Linked DNA regions of Homo sapiens: region 1 is linked to region 2. Evidence: chromatin loops called from intact Hi-C (ENCODE). Cell type or tissue: B cell. All regions are shown on one strand. Each heading gives the region's core, and the rest is flanking DNA. Links, peaks and the distances in the headings are about the cores only.

What was found. Peaks named below come from ENCODE experiments on the same cell type or tissue, not always from the same donor. Only the 100,000 strongest peaks of a DNase experiment are listed, where the experiment ranks them.
Region 1: a loop joins it to region 2, with 1.8 times the contacts of the local background. A loop is called at or near these places in 5 of 110 quality-filtered maps.

The regions. Positions count from the first base shown.
Region 1 is chr13:77,128,867-77,139,780 of GRCh38, forward strand. It overlaps MYCBP2 (MYC binding protein 2), which reads right to left. Exons shown (of 83, transcript NM_015057.5): 52 at 10,330-10,470. Among named protein-coding and RNA genes, the nearest start is that of MYCBP2-AS2, 53 kb to the left of the region's middle. In B cell, for the core only: no CTCF peak of the experiment used is centred there; no DNase peak of the experiment used is centred there; H3K27ac peaks cover 330 bases.
Region 2 is chr13:77,178,985-77,189,898 of GRCh38, forward strand. It overlaps MYCBP2 (MYC binding protein 2), which reads right to left. Exons shown (of 83, transcript NM_015057.5): 30 at 9,967-10,063; 31 at 6,887-7,079; 32 at 6,119-6,393; 33 at 2,717-2,938; 34 at 1,143-1,334. Among named protein-coding and RNA genes, the nearest start is that of MYCBP2-AS2, 100 kb to the left of the region's middle. RefSeq lists an enhancer at 5,802-5,851. In B cell, for the core only: no CTCF peak of the experiment used is centred there; a DNase peak (open chromatin) is centred at 5,627; H3K27ac peaks cover 3,113 bases.

The DNA of each region.
Region 1 (10,914 bases), core at 1,241-9,240, 50 kb before region 2:
CTGTCACCTAAATAAGTTAGTTGTGAAAACACTAATCTTAGATATAGTCATTGGAAAAGCTACTCATAAAACTAAATATAGCAAATTTGAAGTCATGTGGAAGTATCACTTAAACTAATAATACATTCTTTTTGGCAGGAGTGAGAAAACTCAATTGCAGCACTTCATATAGATCTTTTTTTGGTTAAAAGGTTTTATTAATCTTAAGCAAAGGTTTTAAAGACACAAAATTTGTTATACATGCTGAAATACCTGAATAAAATATTATTGTTCCTTACAGTTAACTCACCTGGGGGAAAAAAGCTTTGGAAGTCCATGAAAATACGTCCAAATCCCTGACTCCTTGGCTAGCATTAAAGATATTCTGAGCAACAAAGTTTAAGAAAGAAAAATATCAACAAAGAAAGGGAACAGGATATCATCTGCAGAAGATGCGTGCACAGTAACAACATTTTTCTGTACTCTAGCACCAACATGGAAATATTATTTTACTAAAGAGAAACTGAAGCCATCTGAGTAAACAACACACCGAAGAAATTCTGTCTGATAAGTAAGTTTTTGTCAGAAGCTCTCCATGGATATAGTGTGTCATGCCATTTACTAAAATTAAGAGCCAGACGTTGTTATAAAGCTTAAGATACTCAATGCAAGAAAGAAACCTTAAAATTCTTTAAATGAGGATGTATTTGTTCTAATACAAGCCAGATTTGTTTTATGACAGAAACCAGTCTGCTGTTTTATAATAAAAATGGAAATGATATCGATTGTATAGAAAATGCAATTATCATTATGAATAATAATGGCATGTAGTTTACGTGAACTTATCACTTTTTGAAGTACAAAAATAAAAATAAAAACTAAAAAAGTAAAAAATAAAAAGTCTGAGTCATTTTTTTCAATTTTCCTTCCCTTTATAAGTAGGAAAAAATTCATTTGGAAATGTTTCTGAATGCTACTAACAAATTTGATAAGAAAAACATAATACATACAATCAATTTTTTATCAAAAGATAAAAATGTAATCAATTTTATCAAAAGACAGGCCTACTTTTCTCTATCTCAAAGTTTAGGAAATGCAGAGCATTTAGGATCTCTAAGTTTAAGTCTAAAAATGTTTTGTTAAGGAACAATTAATTCACAGAAACGTTATCCTAGAAAAATTAACATCTTCACAAAATGTTTTACTGATAATTTAAATGATATACATTTTCGTAGTTATCTCATGCTATCAATCTATATTTATCTGATTTGAAATTAAAATCTTTCTAGTGAGTAGCAATTGCACAATTTTATTGCTTATGTAAATATTATGATAAACGGTTATTTTGAACCAAAAAAGAGGACATTCAAAATATTAATAAAAAAGATCAACTAAGACTTCAACAAAAAAGAAACATCAAAATTCCTTATCAATTATAAGTCATTTTAGATAATGAAACTTTTCTCATTATCTCATTTTAGATAATGAAACTTTTCTCATTATCTCATTTTAGATAATGAGACTTTATTTACTGTTTTCTAGTTCTATATTTTCCATATCCATATATATATATGGATATATACATATATATGTACAGATGAATGTGGGTACACACCCATCTACATAAATATATACTAATTCATAAATATAAGACATATAAAACTCTAAACAAAGTGTCTAATAATATGCCTACAAATAAATGTAAACCAAAACCAAAGCCAACTGCCCCCTAATTAAAAGTGGATAGGGAATACGTCCTTTCTCTTTAGGTAAAGTGAAAAACATATTGCAGAGCATTTTGAAGTGCTATGTTTTAGGGGAAAAATGTCTATACTGGTTCATCCACGTATATAAGAATTTGTAGAGTACTTGGTCAATGGGTTTTTCTCCCTTACAAAGCATAGTGGGACAGACTTTTTGACATAAAACAATATCACTTTTTTTTAGCGTATTCTATTTTTTAGCATAAATTATTCTAGTATTAAAGTAACATGAAAGGCAATTGTTAAAAGTAATGCAGGTAAAGTTAGTGATAAAGAAGCAATGTGATGACTGGTTGACAATATTTAAAGCTTATGTCTCTCTTTTAAGTCAATGTGCAAACATAAGTGCTTTCTCAGTCAACAACATGTACAATGATATTTTAAAATGATGTTAACTGCTAACTGTGGTAATAAATTGCCAATAAAATCAATTCTGTATATGCTTCCATGTAAATTGAAACTTTATACTTTTTTGCTTTTGTTCTGCAGTTGTAGAAAATTCTTAATTCACACTGGTTTACCCTAAGATTATTTTCAAAATGCAATGTCCTAATAAAACTGCATTTATCAAGAAGCAGAAATTTGACTAACAGAAAGCTGGAGTTTAAAAATAAAATATACTTGAATAGCTGGGTGAGTAGTGCATGCCTATACTCGTAGCTATTCAGAAGGCTGAGACAGGAGGATTGCTTGAATCCAGGAGTTCGAGACCAGCCTGGATAAGACAGAGAGACCTCGTCTCTACAAAATAATTTAAAAATATAGCTCGGCATGGTAGTACATGCCTGTAGTCACAGCTACGTGGGAAGCTGAGAAGGCAGGACTCCTTGAGCCCAGAAGTTCAAGTCCAGCTTGGGCAACAACAAGACTTCATCTCAAACACACACACACACACACACACACAAACAAACACACACACACACACACACACACTTGAATAGTGTTCTTTGGAAATTTAGAAATGTTTTAGTCTAAAGATATGAACATTCAGGAAAATGTTAATTTTTCCAAAGCCCCAATTTCTCACTATTAAAATATGTTAGCTTTCATATAGTATAATTTCACAGATTATTATAAGCACAGCTTGTGTGTGCATGTGTATATACGAACACACATATATATAAAATAACATTTCATTCTCAAATACTATTTTAAAGGCAGAAAAGTTCTGTCAAGAAAATTAGAAAATTAAAGCATACTGGGAATCTAACTAAATTAATGAACACCAAATTGCAACTCTAAGCTGATAATCTTTCATGGCGTAGAAAAGAGACCAACAAGTGAATAATTATCACAGTGAAAATAAGTGACCAACCATGCCAAATGCTCATGCAAATAAAAGAAAAAAATCTTTCCTTGTGTTAGATAAGCACAAAGCTAAGAATTGCCATTGTTAAAGCAAAATGATGAAATGACTCAGGAAAATTAAGAATAGCGTATATATATTATTACAATCTTAATTTAACTGTTTTAATCTCATTCTGTTTACGAAACTTTAACACTAAGCTAAAGAATGAAATAAAGCTGTTCTTAACCATATAAGAACAGCACATTTACTAATGTTGTATTAAGTTAATATTATTGAGATTAAAACACGGGTTATGTATACACATACACACAAAGCTATTAACAAAATCAGGAAATCTGGGGTATGTTAAAGCTGTGACTGCTAAGTGTTATTAGGCAAAAAGGAATGAAATTGGATTTAATGTTATTAGGTAAAAAGGAATGAAATTGGATTTAAAATGCAAGAAACATTTGCCAATTTTATCAATTAACCCAGGTGAAGCTATACAAACAAGATTAACAAATGATACTTTCTCTTCAACTCTACTTCAAATCTTTCAGGTTCCAAAATTTGGAAAATCAGTATACTTTCTATATGTGAACACCCATCAGCCTAAAATAAGAAGTAATCTGTATAAATGCATGGAGATATACAGAAACTCAATTCTGTAAGAATTCAGATTATATGGGAACTATAAAGATACCTCAGAATACTTCCATTTGTCTATCATCTACTTCCCTTGATATAAACTTTCTCTTCCACTCAACCCCCCTCACAATGTTAAAAGATCTCATTTTTGACAGAGTACCCAAAGAATTGGGTGTGTAAGTTTGAAACCATTAACATCTCCTATCATAGAAGTACACTTGTTTTCCAAAAAATTAAGCTTGTGATTCCAGAGTCTAATGTCTTCCTTGGTAGGTGCATAATAAATTCTCTCTTCATCTTTTTACTTGCATTGTCCCTGATATTTGAAACATTCTACTAGCTCACATTTTGCAGATTCCACATCTTCAGAATTTTAATTTAAAATCAATCAATGTTCCCCAGGTATGCAATCAAAGAATAACTCATGTCATCTTCAATACATATGGTATTCATCCTCATTCAACCATTAAGGTTATAAGTATTTATCTTTCTGTAGTTTGGCAGTTCTAGTCAAAGTAACAGGATTATTACAGCTATAGTTGCTTCATCCTTTTATAACTATATTTATCCTTATCTCTCCACTAGATTAATGCATACGGAACATAAATGCATGGGCTTTGGAATCATATCAACTGGTGTTCCAATACCAGCTCCACTACTTTCTACTTGTGATCCTGGGTGAGTGGCTATCTTTACTCATTGCAAAAATGAGAATTATAATATGCTTAACATCACAGGGTCACAATGAGGATTAAATGAGATAATTAAGGCAAGGAGCATATATATGTTAGAAATTATTTTAAACAGAATGATCATATCAAATGCAAAGAACTAAAATTAAGCATCCACAAATGTGTAAAGCATCAACAAACTGTGAAAACCTACTATGAGCAAAGTGTAATTTTTAATGCTTAGGAAGAAACAAATGTGAGTGAGAAGGGATCCTGAATGAGTCCTTATCCTTAAGTAGCTTAAAAACAGAAATAAGAGGTACATAAACACAAATGGGCTGAAGGCAAGAAAAACAAATATTATGGGTAGCTGGAGAAAGAAGTAAGCCTTCTCTACTTCTACAGATTAAGTGCTGCCTGAGAAGGAAGAGAGAAAGCTATTCTCCCCAGTACATATCTGTTTTCCACCCTCAATTCTCTGCTTTACCTATATCAACTATTCATTAGTTCACATACATAGCATGTCCCCATAACTCTGAACATTTGATTCTCTGTCTAGAAATTCCTTTACTGTTTCCTGGCAACTTTTCTTCAAGTCCTCCTCAAATGTCACTTAAGTGAAGCCATTCCACAACTTATCACAATGCAATTTAATTATGTGAATATGGTATGTCTACCACATTACATGGTGAGTACTCCAAGGATCAGAACTTCACCCCATGTTATTTACTCTGTATCCCTCCCCTCTGCATCTCCACCCAATGCCTACTTTCCAGCTTAGTATTTATTACTAACAAGAATGCAAATAAGAATTCTACGAATAAGAACTCAAATATTTACTAAATGAGCAATTAATGAATTAATGACTATAGCAAAAATGGAAAATAAAGAGAAGATCACCAACCAATTTTTGAGTCTGGACAACTTAAGATTAGAAAAAAATGGAAGTGAAACCATTCTAGATAAATTAGACAACAAAACAAAGACTCTTAAGACATAAAACTGGAAAGCATGTTCTCAGCCGGGTGCAGTGGCTCACGTCTTTAATCCCAGTCTGTAATCCCAGCACTGTGGGAAGCCAAGGTAGGTGGATCACTTGAGGCCAGGAGTTCGAGAGCAGCCTGGCCAACATGGTAAAACCCTGCCCGTCTCTACTAAAAATACAAAAATTAGCTGGGTGTGGTGGTGTATGCCTGTAATACCAGCTACTTGGGAGGCTGAGACATAAGAATCGCTTGAACCTGGGAGGTGGAGGTTGCAGTGAGCCAAGATCGTGCCACTGAACTCCAGCTTGGGTGGCAGGGCAAGGTGCTGTAAAAACAAACAAACAAACAAAAAACAAAACAAAAAACAACAACAAAAATAACAAAAAAAAAAAGGAAAAGTGTTCTAAAAAGGGCAAAAAGTTCTACATAATTGATAATGAATGCCTCACAGAGGATCTGAACCCTTCATCTATTTAGCTCTATCTTTCCCATTGACTTAAAAATTATTTTGGAAACGATACAGTCATAATATGAATGTCTAATGTTATTTTGTCTCTCAACTAGAGCATTACTAAAAACAGTTAAAGTCACTTTGAACTAAATTAGGATATGAATATTTTTCAGTCAAATATGGTGTTTAAATAGAAAGACTGATAGATCCAAATTGAGCTAAAGTTCATACTTAACGATGAATACACGAATTCTAAAACATGAGTAAACAAGACAGCATGACAAGATCACTTTAAGGATTATCTAAAATGGGTAATTATAGTAATCTTATTTTTAAAAATAATTCATCCAACATTCAGTCAGTGTTCAAACTTCCAATCTCTGCCCCCATTCCTCTCTCTATAGTTTGTTTGAGTTGGGATCCAAATAACGTGCACACATTGATGTCAATACAAAATTGTTTTAACTAGAAAAGGTTGAAGAGATAGACACAAACAGTGCTGAAGGCAACTTTTCAGTACTTTCACTTCTTTTTAAGTTAGCAGCATTGGTGTTTGAATACTTCTAATTTGATTTCATATCTCCCAGCTTTCATTTTTTTATTGAGTCATGTTTTACAATTAACAGCCATGATTAAAGTTCATTTACTTTAAACGAACTGAAGTAAGAAGGGAGAAAGATAGTTTTTCCAGCAGTAAATGTATAAGACATACAAAAGAAGAGGCAGCAAGATGCAACTATTTAGGTGTGTTATTTCCTTGAGAAGATGAGAGGGAATCATTATTCTATGTCCTACCATGTTTAGCCCTGCACAGTCAGATACTCATAAAAAAAATGTACTGACTGCGTAAGGGGTCTGCCCTAGTCCCTACAGAAAATCATACCTGTCCCTGCCTATGCCAGGCCTCTGACTCTGTATGAGTCCTCAGTTAATACCTGTACTGAAGTAACTTTATCCCAGATCTGTTTAGAGCCCTATGCCAATTAATTTTGCCATACTGTACCCCATCTGTCATCTTTGATCACCACCCAAAACATAAATCCTTATGTCATCTACCTGTTCTTTCATTTTTATACCAAACTGCTCTGTTTCTTCCTGATCCAAACTATTCCCATCCCCCCATGACTTTAAATTGTGTCTTATGGACCCCTTCCTCCAATGGTAAACACATTGTTTTTATCTTTTTTTTCTTTTTTTTTTTTGAGACGGAGTCTCACTCTGTCACCCAGGCTGGAGTGCAGTGGTGTGATCTCAGCTCACTGCAACCTCTGCCTCCTGGGTTCAAGCAATTCTCTGCCTCAGCCTCCTGAGTAGCTGGGACTATAGGCGTCCACCACCACGCCTGGCTAATTTTTGTATTTTTAGTAGAGACAGGATTTCACCATCTTGAACTGCTAACCTTGTGATCCACCCGTCTTGGCCTCCCAAAGTGCTGGCATAATAGGCGTGAGCCACCGTGCCCAGCCTGTTTTTATCTTTAACTTTGTGAGTCACATCATCTGTGTGTCTTCAAGTCCATGCAGATGATCTTCCACCTGCCTAACTTCTTAGTTCCTAGACTTAGGCACTTGTAGTGACTTCCACGTGCACTGCACTTCAGCCACCCTCCCATGGCAATGTAATAGAGTATCTCATTTGTTAAAGTGCCCTACCTATGATATCAAATACAAATATTCTACTTTATTGCCTGCATTTTTCCAACTCTTTAACTATAGTGCATTCACTATATTGTTCTAGGATTTTATTAAATCTTCTAAATCCCTTGGACCTTCCATTTGTCCTTTCACATTTCTAACTTAGGTCTGAGTCCACATTCCCAGAACTGATAATCTTAATTGCTATTTCTGTCACAGCAGCTCAGCAACTAGTACTATAATTTGCTTTCTTGGCTCTTTCTTGGCTCTTTTAATTCCAGACACTTAGGGCAATAAAGGACTAGGCAGGGGATTCCAGTTGGGTCTATACAGTGGTCTCATTGAGTCTTTAGTGGCCCAGTAATCCTTCAAACAATATTTCAAATATTCATTGCATTTCTCAACCCCCTAACTTAACTCATTCTTTTGATTCTGAACTGATCGTTTTCCTATCTTCTATTTTAAGGGAACTTGTAGTCTCCCTCAACCTCTTCCCTTCGTCCCTCCCTCCTCTAAAACATAACTACTGCCATGCATATTCCCCTCTCTTTTACAGAAGCAAGCTCTCTAAGGTGCCCTTAATTCCATTTCCTCCTCCTGTTTCTCAGTCTTCAGTCTTGTCATCTATATCTTTAATTTCTCCCTTTTTCTACTAGTATCTTTCTTTTAACTTATAAAACTCTCAAGTCACTACTACTCTTAAAATGAAGAAACCAAAAAAACCCTAGCTTCCTAACAATACCAGACACTCTTGAGCTGTTTACATTAACAACCTCCGCACTCACATTCCAGTGAAAACCACCCACAAGTATCTGTATGCCTCACTCCACTCCTTACCGCTCCTCTAACCTTTGTTACTCCCTTCTTTCCCTGACCTTAAGGAGACTGTCTACTACAGATTGTCTCTTGGATGGGGTTCAAAAGCATCAAGTAACAGAACACAATGCTTTAAAATAAAATCGTGGGATTCAGAATTGTGACAGATGGTACTTCTTGCTCTTCCTTTCTACTTTTGTTTATTGACTTGCTTTATCTGTGTGAGTATCTTTCTCTCCCAAAAGCAGCTCCTCAAATGAGCAAAGAAATCAGAGAAAATTTGGACTAGGAAGGTAGAAAAGATAATATAATCTGGAATAACATTTTATTAGGGACTTAAGAAAATTTTCTTAAATAAAACACACAATGGCCAGGTGTGGTAGCTCATGCCTGTAATATGAGCACTTTGTGAGGCCAAGGTAAGATGATCGCTTGAGCTCAGGAGTTTGAGACCAGCCTGGGCAACATAGTGAGACCCCATCTCTATATTTTTGTGTTTTTTTTGAGACAGAGATTCGCTCTGTCTCCCAGGCTGGAGTGCAGTGGCGTGATCTTGAATCACTGCAACCTCCACCTCCTGAGTTCCAGCGATTCTCCCGCTTCAGCCTCCAGAGTAGCTAGGATTACAGGTGCCCGCCACCACACCTGGCTAATTTTTTGCATTTTTAGTAGAGACGGGGTTTCACCATGTTGGCCAGGCTGGTCTCCTGACCTCAGGTGATCCACTGGCCTTGGCTTCCAAAAGTGCTGGGATTACAGGCGTGAGCCACCTCGCCTGGCTCTCCCATCTGTATAAAAAACAAAAACCAACTCCCCCTTGCCCAACAAAAAAGTCTATATTGGAAAAAAAAACTGTACAAAAGTGGTTGCTATAATTATCTCTTTAAAATACACTTTCATAGAGGGTCAAAATCCTTTTTATTTTTAACTGCAGGTATAAATCTGAGGAAAATTTAATAAGACGTAATTGATGTAATTTTTTAATTTAAAATTTAGTATTTTACTTATAGATGTATCATTGTTCAACTTAACCTCCGTAAAGCAGTAAGCCAACACTCTAAATCTTCTTGATCACATATCTTCCTTCTCTTTCTTGCTCTCTGTCTATATACAGTCTCCACTGTGCTATTATAAAACATACACAAAAGCATATAAAAAAGAATGAGATCAATAAATAGAAATAGAAATTCCAATGTTTTCTTCACCAAAGAATTGTCTTGTATTATATAAACTACTGCTTTGGAGAACATTATTATGGACAATCAAGGAGAAAGTCAAATGGAATATACTGAATGGTTTGATACAATAAGCTAACTTTATAAACGGATTTTTAAGAAATTCAACTGTTTAAAATACTAAGTTTTTAAATAAAATTTTACCCGTGCTATTTATTAGCTCTATCCTAAAGAGCACACACATTTGATGGTAATGAAAAAAGGAAAAATCATTCTTTCCTGGTTAATATATAAAACGAAGTGTGGGTTATTATTATACTTCATGAAGTAGCAATCTTGTGAACACTGGCTCTATTCTACTATACTCAACAAGGAGGTACAATGAATTCTCTCAAAGACTAGGATTTAACTTCAACTAGAATACAACGGAGCACCACAAATCTAAATAATAGTATTATAAGCCGAGAAGGAAGAGAGTCAAAATTAGACAGAACACACAGAACTATCTGCAAAATGTGAACATAACATACATTTATACATGTTTTTGAATGTATAATTCTGAGTTCATAAACTTTAGTTTGGAATTCATTCCACACAGCTGTATAAATAAGAAAGAAAAAAATGTAACCACTCTCATTTTCTACCTCTTTGAAAGGAATTCAGTAGTTTTAATTAAGTAGCAATTAATTAAATTTACTACTTCCTGCCTATCTGTGATGGATCATAATCTGCACTAAGGGCCTTAACCTTGCCAAACTTCACTTTCATTACACAGAAGCCCTTAAGAATTCAAGAAATTGTAAAGTAAAGGTTACTTAGTTGTGGGTTACCTCAGAACTGAAAAGCCTTAATTAAAGAAAGCTCTGTAAAACAAACAGCGTGTATCTATAATGCTTTTTAAAACCACCTTTTACTTACGTCAACAGGGACCAGAAGACTCTTGCCAAGATGTTGATTAAAAGAGAGGCACCAGGCTTCAGTGTAACCATTCATGTTAGGGACATACTTCTTTATTGTCTCATCATTCAGCCTCAGCCACACACCATCATCATTATGGATCTATAGAAAAAAGCAACAGAAACAAGCCAGGCCTTCCTGTAAGTCCTATGAGGCTAGCAAGGTCTGAAAGTCTGCAAAGCAGAAAAATGATGGTGCATGTGCAGATTAAGCATCTAGTTTTTGCAGAAAGTAAGTCTGAGAGACCCTCCAGGGAAAAAAAAAGCAGCAAAGAGTGCCAACACAATATGGTAATTCATGTGGCAAGACTGTAAAAACAATTTCACTTAGGAATAAAAACACAAGGAAACCACACTTTAAGATACATAAACAGTAAAATCAGATGTTTCCCAAAGGAATATGAGTCTTCCTTCCCTTATATTTATATTTTAAGAAACAGAAGTTACTTGGTTATATTACCAGAAAAATATACTGTCCAAAGTTAAAGCAGTAAGAAACACATTTCAAAACAAACAACATTTTAAAATGTCATGAAGAACTATACCC
Region 2 (10,914 bases), core at 1,137-9,136:
TGAGGCCAAACTCAAAGTTAACCAAGAAACTTAGAAAGTGCTTCCCAGGATGAGAGACTAAAATTAGCTCAAGTGTATGCGATGAACCATATGTATGCGAATTTCTTACGTATGAATTTCATACAATGAAATTCTAAAGGCTAAACTGTCACAATTAATCAATAATGTGTATATATTGGATGGGTTAATTCAGAATAGGTGTTAAAATAAATTTTTTAAAAAAAGCAAAGATTAGGAATTATAAAAGTAAAATAGAGAAAAGAAGTTCCTTGACAAGAACTTGGGAGCTAGGGCCACTGAATATATGCTGATTATTAAACATTCATTTGAATGATGTAAGATATTTCATATTAGGACATGATTTTCCAAACCAATCTACTGTCTGTTTTTTAGGAGGAAAAAACAGAAACATTCCCCAAATTCAGTCAAAACATTCAGTTAAGTTATAAGAAAGAGTAAGGCAGTGAAATGGAATAATGTTACTTTACAAAATGTAAAGGCACTTTCAAAGTGATTTTCTCAAACATAATATTTGAGACTTTGAAAACTTTGTGATAATGTACAACTAAGTACAACAAAGTGAATGCATTTAATGCCACTGAACTGTACACGTAAAAATGATTAGAATGGCAAATTTTATATTATGTATATTTTACTATAATTTCAAAAAACCTGTGATAGAGGTGAAATAAAAATTATTATTCCAATTTTAAGTATGTATTTCTCTAGGGTCGGTTGAGTGGGCAGAGCTGAAGTCTAAACCTCATTACCTTTCCCACACTATGTGTGCACTATGAGTAGGGCCTGACTTCAGCAATGTTACTCATCTTCCAGCAGTGAGAACTATCTTTGCTTTTCACGGGGCATGGTGGTGGGCTTGTGCAATGGGGCAGATGACGACCTGCTCTATGAGGAAAATGTATACTTTATATTCCTGTGGATGCTGGGTAAACTGGTGAGAGAGAAGTAACAAATCAGAGAAAGTAGGAGGTGGAGAGAAAGGCAAAAAAGAAAAACAATGCATTGGGGTTGCTAATCCAATCTGAAATTAGCTTCCACAAAGCCAAAATAGTTGAAAAAAGAAACTGTGTAAAAAACTTACACATGTGCTTTTTATCCAGTGTCAAAATATAATGTATTACCTCAGATCCCAGGGCTGACGCTGTCAGTTCACTGACAATGCTGGCCAGTAATCCACAGGTGTTAGAGACGAGGTGGGAGGAGAAGAGTTCATTTTCTCTCCTCAGGCTGTTCCTGACTGGTAGCACAACAATGACCAGCATTTTCTCCAGAACTTCACGGAAGCTTGTCATCCCTGAGATATTCTCTTCACTCTGCGATACATAAGAAAAAGTTCTAAGGTATTGTTTTATTTTCCTTCATAGGAGTACTCAATTTGAAAACCTTGTCTTTCTGATACTCTTAAAATTCAGACTTGAATCAGGGTCAATTTCTACAAATCTTTCTGGTTATATGTGGAGCCACTTTTCACTTAGAAGTTCTTTTTTGAATTATCTGTCTCTGCGTATCAAAGTACCATACATTTACGAAATGTTTTTATTAGCTTTGAGTCCTATTTTATTCTCTTATTTAACTTTCAATTTACAATTCTATATGACAGACAGAAAACTTCTTTCCATTTAAAAAGCTTTTTTGGCTGGGCGTGGTGTCAGCAATACCAGCACTTTGGGAGGCTGAGATGGGAGGATCACTTGAGGCCAGGAGTTTGAGACCAGCTTGGGCAACATAGTAAGACTTTGTCTCTACAAAATGTTTTTTTAAAAAGTTAGCTGGGTGTGGTGGTATGTGCCTACAGCCCCAGCTACTTGGGAGGCTGAGGTGGGAAGATCGTTTGAGTCCAGGAGGTTGAGGTTGCAGTAAACTGCGATGGCACAACTGCACTGTAGACTGGGTGACAGAATGAGCTAGTCTTAAAAAACAAAAATAAAAAGCTTTTTCTATAGGACAAGGTCTTAATCTGAGATAATAAATTCTAGTATATTTAGCTGTAATGCAACTGTAGTCTGTGTAAATCACTTTTTTAACAAAATTCTTTTTGTACACACATATGATTCCTATGTAGTTTTATAATTTCTACTGTATTTGTTTTCCTAAGTGGAGATAAGAAAATTCCAACCCCTACCGGTAGAAAAATTTCAAGAAGTCACAGAGTCTCAATAAAGGAAAAATACTTTATTTTTCAGAAAAAAGGGAAAAGATGATTAATTTAGCTGATTTCCAGCATGAAAATGATTTATGTGAATGTTTCCTATACCTATTATTTACAGTGCTTATTTTAATATACCAAAGTGTTATTAAGTAGATATTTTAAAAATCCTTTATTTTCTTATTGTTCTATCTTAGAAATCTAAAATATTATATTAGAATGTAAAGTATCTGCAACTTACCTTCAAATGGTTCAGGAAAAACAAATATGTAGGTATTCATTGTATAACTCTCAAATTTTTTTAAAGGTGTGTGATTAAACCGTTAGAGCAAAAAAACTTCATTTTATAGGTAAATATGAACATTTTTCAAAAATATTTAAAATAATCATTTTGTAAATATACTTAAAAATAGAGAAGAATAAGCACCAAGCTAAATACGCTTAGCTTGGTGTGTTTATAGTTTTATTGCCTCTGTATAAAAGAGGCAATAAATAAAACCATTTAGAGTTTTAGTGCCTCTGTATAAAAGATTTCAGAGACAGACCTACCTGGCTGAGTTTTTCCATATGTGCCACCAAAAGGGGAAAACGATGAACTAGTGTTGAGTCGTTCTCTGTACTAACTTGTTTAACAATTGATCGTAGTAATACTTCTCCATCATACGCAATCGGGAAGATGGAAGTCAGCTTAACAGACGTGTGACACAGAGCTGACATAACAGCTGCAAGGAGTCGGCTACTTGATGTCTTGAAGTTTGCTTCTTGGATATCCTTTTAAAAACAAAAATATGGCCCCCCAACCAAAAAATATAGCATCAGTATAATCTAAGTTTCTGAATACATAAAAGGTAAACCATCTTTTAAATTATACCAAAATTTTCTGTCACTCTGTCATTTAAATTGTCTTGTTATAGAATAATACTACATCTATATATTTAAAAAATTGTTTAAGTTTCTATTCAATGAAGATGAAAAATTAAGTCTGGTCAAGAAAAATCAGGCTCCTGTCCTCTAGTAAATGAGCATTTTTATATTTTCATATCCTCACAATCACAGTACTCTCTAGCACTGTTTCAAAGGGAGATGCCAAAAAGGCCCCAATTAGAATGTATCTAAGGTATTTTCAATAAGGACTGAGACTATTTTTCTCAAATAATAAATGATGCAAATTATAAATCTGTGCTATTACAAGCACATTTCACTAAGGTCACAAAATTATATTATCACATTCCATAATTTACCAAGAAAAATTAGTAGCATACTTACAAAATTTCATAAAAAAGCATTAAAGCCAACACATGATATCCTAATTCACAAAATTGTGTACACATTACCTAGTCCTTCAAACATCTGTGTTACAAAGTTAAGCATAAAAGCAGAGTAACATTCCATATGTTAAACCAACATTTGCTAAATCTAGCCTGTTCTGTAGCAAAGAAGAAAAGAACCATATCAGACTGGGAAGGTTCAGAGTGAGAGAGTAATTAAGTTGTGCACTAGTCCAGGCAATAATCTTGCCCCTGGAAATTGAGTGGTAAAACATACTACTCTGCTACATGGATGCAAAGTTGCCTGGGATGCATTAGTGATGACAATGATTTTTTTCACGAAGGAGGGCGGGGAGGCCTAGGACTTCCAGTGCACTGCTGAATATAAGTGGTGAGTGTAGATACCACGTGTCTTGTTTCCAAACTTAGGGGCATATTCAGATTTCACCAGTAAGTGGGATGTTGTTAGTGAAGATTTTTTTGTAAATATCTTTTTATCAGATTTAGGAGTTTCCTTATATCCTACTTTCCTGAGAGGTTTTCATCATTGAGTAACTGCTAGTTTCATCAACCACTGTTCCTGTAGCTATATGGAGGAAATCATCAATTTGCCTTCTTTTTTCAGTTAACATGGTAAATTACATCGATTTTCAATTATTTAACTAAGTATTTCTAAGATAAATCCCACTTGGTTATGATATATTGTTTACATGTTCAATTTGGTTTGATAATATTTTTAAGAGCATCTATGTTTCTGAGTGATATTCATCTGTAATTTTTCCTTGTAGTATCTTAGTTAGGTTTTGGTATAGGATAAAGCTAAACTCATAAAATTAGTTGGGAAGTGTTGCCTCCTGTATTTTCCAAAAGACTTTGTAAAAGGTTGACATTATTTCTTTCTTAAATGTTTAACAGAATTCATAAATGACAATATTTGGACTTGAAATTTTCTTTGTGGGAAAGTTTTTGATAATTTTTAAATGGATATGAGGCAATTCAGATTTTTCTATTTCTTAATGTGTTAGTTTTGATAAAATTATATTTTTCAAGGAATTTGTCAACTTCCTCTAAGGCTGAAAAATTCACCAGTATAAAGTTGTTTATAGTGATAGTCCCTATTTCTTTTTTTTTTTTTTTTTTTTTTTTTTTTTGAGATGGAGTATCATTCTGTCACCAGGCTGGAGTGCAGTGGCACAATCTTGCCTCAATGCAACCTTCACCTCCCGCCTTCAAGCAATTCTCGTGCCTCAGCCTCCCGAGTAGCTGAGATTACAGCTGTGCACCACCATGCCTGGCTAATTTTTGTATTTTTGGTAGAGACTGAGTTTTGCCATGTTAGGCTGGTCTCGAACTCCTGACCTCAAGTGATCCACCCACCTCAGCCTCCCAAAGTGCTGGGATTACAGGCATGAGCCACCGTGCCCGGTGAACCCCTATTTCACTTTTGATTATGGTATTTCATGTTTTTTCTTTCTCTCTTCTCTCCCAGTCAGGTTTGCTAGGAGTTTACCAACTTTTTTTCTTCAAAAAACCAACTTTTAGCTGTGTTAATTTTCTCTACTTTCTATTTCATTGATTTCTGCTCTTATCTTTATTATTTCCTTCCTTCCTTCTAACTTTGGGTTAGATTTGCTTTTCCTTCTAGATTCTTAACATAGCAGCTTAGGTCACTGATTTTAAACCTTTCTTCTTCATATAAGCATTTAAGGGTATAAAGAGCTCTTTTAAGCAATGCTTTAGCTAAATCCCACAAATTCTGATATTATGTTTTTATCTTTCTATGTGAAACATTTTAAAATTTCCTTTATAACTTCTTCTTTGATCAACTGCTTACTTAGAAGTGCTGTCATTTTCCAAATGTTTGGTGCTTTTTCTGGATATCCTTTGCTATTGATTTTTACTGTAATTCTACTGTGGTCTGAAAATATATTCTTTCACATTTTAATCTTTTGAAATTTATTAAGACATTTTATGGTCTAGCATATGATCTACCTTAGTGAATGGTCCCAAATATTTCTTTTAAAAATCATGTGTACTTGAAAAGAATATGTATTTTGCAGTTTCATATCCTGTTTTGTAAATGTCAGATCAAGATGGTTGACAGTACTGTTCAAATCTGCATCGCTGATGTTTTTGGCCTAGTTCCTCTATTAATTACTGAAAGAGGAGTGTTAAAGTCCCCAGCTGTCAATGTGAATCTATTTCTCCCTGTAGTTCTGTCAGTGTTTTGCCTCAGGTGTTGTGAAACTCTGTGACTTGGTGCATAAAGGTTTACAAAGGTTGTGGCTTCCTCATGAATGAATGAACAATGCTAGTATGACTGTTCTCTCAGCTCTCTCTCCTTCCTGTTCTCACAGATGAGGGTGGCGGGGGCCTCCTGGTGCTATCCCTGCTCTCCCCTGGTCACTATGGTTCTTTTCCTCTCTCCCTCTCTCAGAATCACTCACTCCAATTCAAAAACCAATCAGCAACTGCACAATGTGCCTACCAATTTTGTAACTAAAAGATGATGAAGCAGATTTAAAAAATTTTAAACTTTGCTTATATAAGTCATGTACACCGAATGATTTCCTAATTTATCTTTTATACAAGTTAAGAAGATATGGCAACTGCAATTTATTTTCTTGAAGAGTATTAAGCAATATATCAGATTTTCAACTAACATTTTACAAACTTAAATTACCTGATCCAAACAATTCAGCAGATCACAAAGGCAAGCCCACTGTAAGGCAGGAGTTGGGTAGAAAGAATGAAAGCAGGCAGTGAAAGTATTATGACATTCCTGAAGGACAGCTTCTAGAAGACTCAAGGGTTGACTGAGATATCCTTGAGGATCATTATCCAATTTCACCATGCAGTGATCAACTCCTTCTGATAAAATTTTTCTTAACAAAGTTCTGGTTTTTCCAATACACTCTGCTAATTTGCTAGTTTCTTCTACAACTGCTTTTCCTGTAGCTTTGAGGGGGAAAAAGCAGATTGGTAATTAAGCAAAATATTAAATATGCATGAAAACAATCAATATAATTCAGTAATTCCCTATACAGCTAAGTATCACAAGTACTAATATCTTAGAAATGAAACAACTTAGAGATTAAGTGTAGTCCCAATTTTTAATCTAAATGGAAGGGGGAATAAAAACCTAGTTTCAGCATTTAAGTCCAAATTGCTTGTTCAAAATATTTCTATTTGACAGAATTTGTTTAAAATTAAACTTTATTAGATTATTTAACTTTGGCCCACTATTACTTTTTGTATCAGAATGACATGTAATCTATTTTACTCTTTATAAGCAAATACATAAGCATCATAGCAAGCTGACTTTCTCCCCTCATTTTAGAAGCAGCTTAAATGCAGCTGGGGGGCATAAACTCTCAGTTATCTCAAAGTAAATCTTCTCAATGTCTCTAATATTTTCTCCCTATAGTCATTTAAAAAAAATGCATCATACCTGACACTGGGTAAATTTCACAGGTATAGACACGCAATAACCTCAGACAACAGGTACCCACAAAGCGCAGTCTCTCTAAATCTAGGAGTGTAGCTGTGAACTGGAATCCTTTTAATCCTCTAAGTTCTTCAACTCCTAAGACTAAGGTGGTCCAGCTCCAGTGAAGAATACTCAACAATGACTCAAAACATTCCTAATCCAGAATATGAAAAAACAGACAACAATTAATTCAAATGATACCATAAACGGAATCAAATGGAAAGGCAATGGTAGACAACTTCAAAACTTTCTTTTGAATTTTTTTACTGAGTTTTTTAATTGAATTTTTTTTACTGAGCCCAAGACACTTTTATAGTTCATTTATTAAATTACCCTCAACAGTAACTTTGAAGTTTGTTACAAAAAAGGTAAAGTAGTTAAGCATTTCTAAAAACAACATTCTTCAATATTTACCTATTTAAAAATAAATTTTTCAGTGTTCCTGCTACCCAGCTATCTAGCTTATCATATAAACAAGGGAAAAATGAGAAGCACTTATAAAACAATGCATGTTTACTTGAAAGAAAAATAAAGCTTTTTACAGTCACTGTAGTAAAAAATAAAATAGAGTTTTAGTGTTAGATATCAGTAACAGTATCAAATAACTTATTTTATGTCTATATATTAAAATTTGCAATACAAACTACAGTCAATTTTTGATAAATACATTAATAGAAGATAAAAATTGACTAGAAAATACTAAAAAATTCCTATTTTGATTATTTAAAATTCTAGCATATGAGTTTAAGATGGTAGATTTTCTTTGCAGTTCTAGTCTTCTGGTTTTATCATGGTTAAATGACAACAGATACCACCTGAATCTCAAAGCAGAGCACTTACTGCCCCATTCCCACCAAATCCCAGAGCTCCTGAAAACGAGTTTATAGATTCAATTTTTTTTTTTTTTTTTTTTTGAGATAGAGTCTTCCTCTATCACCCAGACTGGAATGCAATGGTGTGATCACGGGTCACTGCAACCTCAACCTCCTGGACTCAAGCTATCCTCTCACCACCCCCTCAGCCTCCCAAGCAGCTGGGACTACAAGTGCGCACCACCATACCCAGCTAATTTTTAAGTTTTTTTAGATGGGGGTTTCACTATATTGCCCTGGCTGGTCTTGAACTCCTGAGCTCAAGCAATCCTCCTGCCTCGGCCTCCAAAAGTGCTGGGATTATAGGCGTGAGCCAATGTGCTAAGCCCTATAGTTTACCTTTTAAAGAAATGACTGAATAAGTTTTGTATATAAAGTCTACAATTACCTAATGGCCACAAAACCACTTAAACATAAATACAAAGGGGTTACCAAGCACAGAAAAGTGAGATCACTAAAGAAAGCATAACAGAGTCAAAGATCCTTATTTGAATCAAAAGATACCAAACTCAACTTAAGACTAATAGGATGCAAAGTTACCAAGAAGCCAAAGTTCTCATAGTCTTTTATTCAAAGCACAAGCTCTACAAACTGCCATGGCTCTTTTGGAAGGTCAACTTTGAGAGGATATACCAAACTTTAAATGGGCATATTTCCAGTAGAAGTATGCACATAAGTACACAAGTATTTAAAGATGTATGTGTATAGATGCTCATGAAGCAAGATGAAATAACAAAAAATGAGAATCAAAGTGGTTCTTTGATAGATATCAGATTGAATAAATTAGAATAATGGTACGCAAACGGAGAAGACTGACAGAGCCAAATGTACTGCCAGGGAAGGATGTCCATGATATATAATACGAAATTTTCTAAAAAAGATGAAAACTGTAAGTATCGTAAGAAACAAGCAAGCATGTTGTAGAGCATCCTGTATTTGATACGTACTAATAAGTTTTTTTGCATATAAAAATGGTCTGGGAAGGCCGGGTGCGGTGGCTCACACCTGTAATCCCAGCACTTTGGGAGGCCGAGGCGGGTGGGTCATGAGGTCAGGGGTTCGAGACCAGCCTGTTCGAGGTCAGGGGTTCGAGACCACCACCAACATGGTGAAACCCCCTCTCTACTAAAAATACAAAAATTAGCTGGGCGTGGTGGCAGGCGCCTGTAATCCCAGCTACTCAGGAGGCTGAGGCAGGAGAATTGCTTGAACTCAGGACGCGGAGGTTGCAGTGAGCCAAGATCGTGCCACTGCACTCCAGCCTGGGCGACAGAGCGAGACTCTGCCTCACCAAAAAAAAAAAAAAAAAAAGGTCTGGGAAGATACACACCAAAATGTAAATAGTAGGTATATATGGTGATCATGAGAATGGGAGAAAAATCTTTCATATACTTTTAGGATACTTTTATCTCATTCCTACCAGGAATATATATTCACTTGGTGGGTTGAAAAATAAATTTAAAAGGGAAAGAAACATTCTTCCTATGCATTTTACTAATATGAAAGACTACTAGCTATATTAATAAATCACATTCAGATGGTGCCTTACAGTTCCAAAAACATCTTACACCCCTTATCTCATTAGAAATTCAAAATGCTATGATGTAATTTACTTAGGTAACATACGTAAGAATCCTCAATTAATACATGAGAGATCAAGACCTTAATTTATACTTTCATTTATTTACATCATGTTGACTTTCCATTCTGCACTGTTAACCTCAATGGCACTGTGCTTCTTCATGTGTACAATGGGGATGGCAAGTGGTTCAACAAACTTCCTAGTTAGATATGCAACTCTTCCACCTAGTTCCTCAAGTAGTAATCACGCTTTTTTGGGCCAGCACCATCCTTAACTTTTCCTTCATTTTCTAATTCATTCAGCATATGCATTCATATATGATTTACTAGAAAAGCAAATCGTTATTTGTTTCAAAAACAGCAAGGCCAATTCATCTGGTCATGTTAAAATCATAGGCCAACACCTCCATTTTTCTATGATTTAAAGTATACTTTATCTGTGGTCTAGAATATAAATGTGAATACAAAACCAAATCTGAGTTTATAAATCTAGGCTAAGATAAACTTACAAGAGCAGCTAAACTCTAAACATCAAAATGTATCTGAGGACTGAAGAGAAAAGCTGAAATTTTTTAAAACATGGCTTACCACTGAGACAGTTCTTGCAAAAGACCTCTTTAAAATGTGTACAGGTTCACTGGTTTGCTGTTTGCCTTTTGAAGCACTGCCATCACTGGTTGGAAGTCTAAAGGCAGTAGACACATATAAAATTATGTTAGAAAGTCCAATGTCATTTTTTCTTTTTAAAGTATATTATACATTTTTGAATGGGAAAATAAATTATATATTTAAATTTTTTTGCCAGGTAATGCCAATACAGGGCTTTTTTGAAACATTTTTCCAAGCTAAACAAAGTTTTTAGCATATGGGCACTTCCTTTAAATCCTACCTTCGCAAGACCGAGTAGTAGAGGCTTTTTCCTCTTCTTAGAGAACATATATAATGTATATAACATATAACTTATATTCTCTAGTAATGCTACTATTAATGCTGTTATTTAAAAGTTATTCAACCAGTGAGTACCTGGGAGTAGTCCAATGCAACACGTTATGTTTGTAGAGCTACATATTACAAACAGTAACTATAACAGATTGCACGGTGCATAAAAACCAAACAAACGAAAAAACCTTTTGGGGAAAAATAATGTTTGTAACCACAAAGTGATTACCAGAAAGAAAGATAGGGAGATAGAATCACAGTTCTAGACCATTTCCTTTGATTTTTTACTGCTTAACGAATGACAACATTTTTCAGTAACGGTTTATATCCATTTGAATTCTTTATTCTAAAAGTATTGCAGTAGTCTAGAAATAAATAAGGTAAACACAGGCATATGCCTTTATACATGCTTAAATTATTGTAAGTTAAAATTTTTCAATAATGTTAAAAATATAGTAAATATTATATGAGCAAGTTATTATTTGGTATTTTAGCTAAAGGTGAAAATTTACCAACAGTAGGGAATTTTCCAACTCATTTTATCAGTCTTATGAGACTACAATATATCAACCAGGCCTGCATCTATAGTCCTCCCCA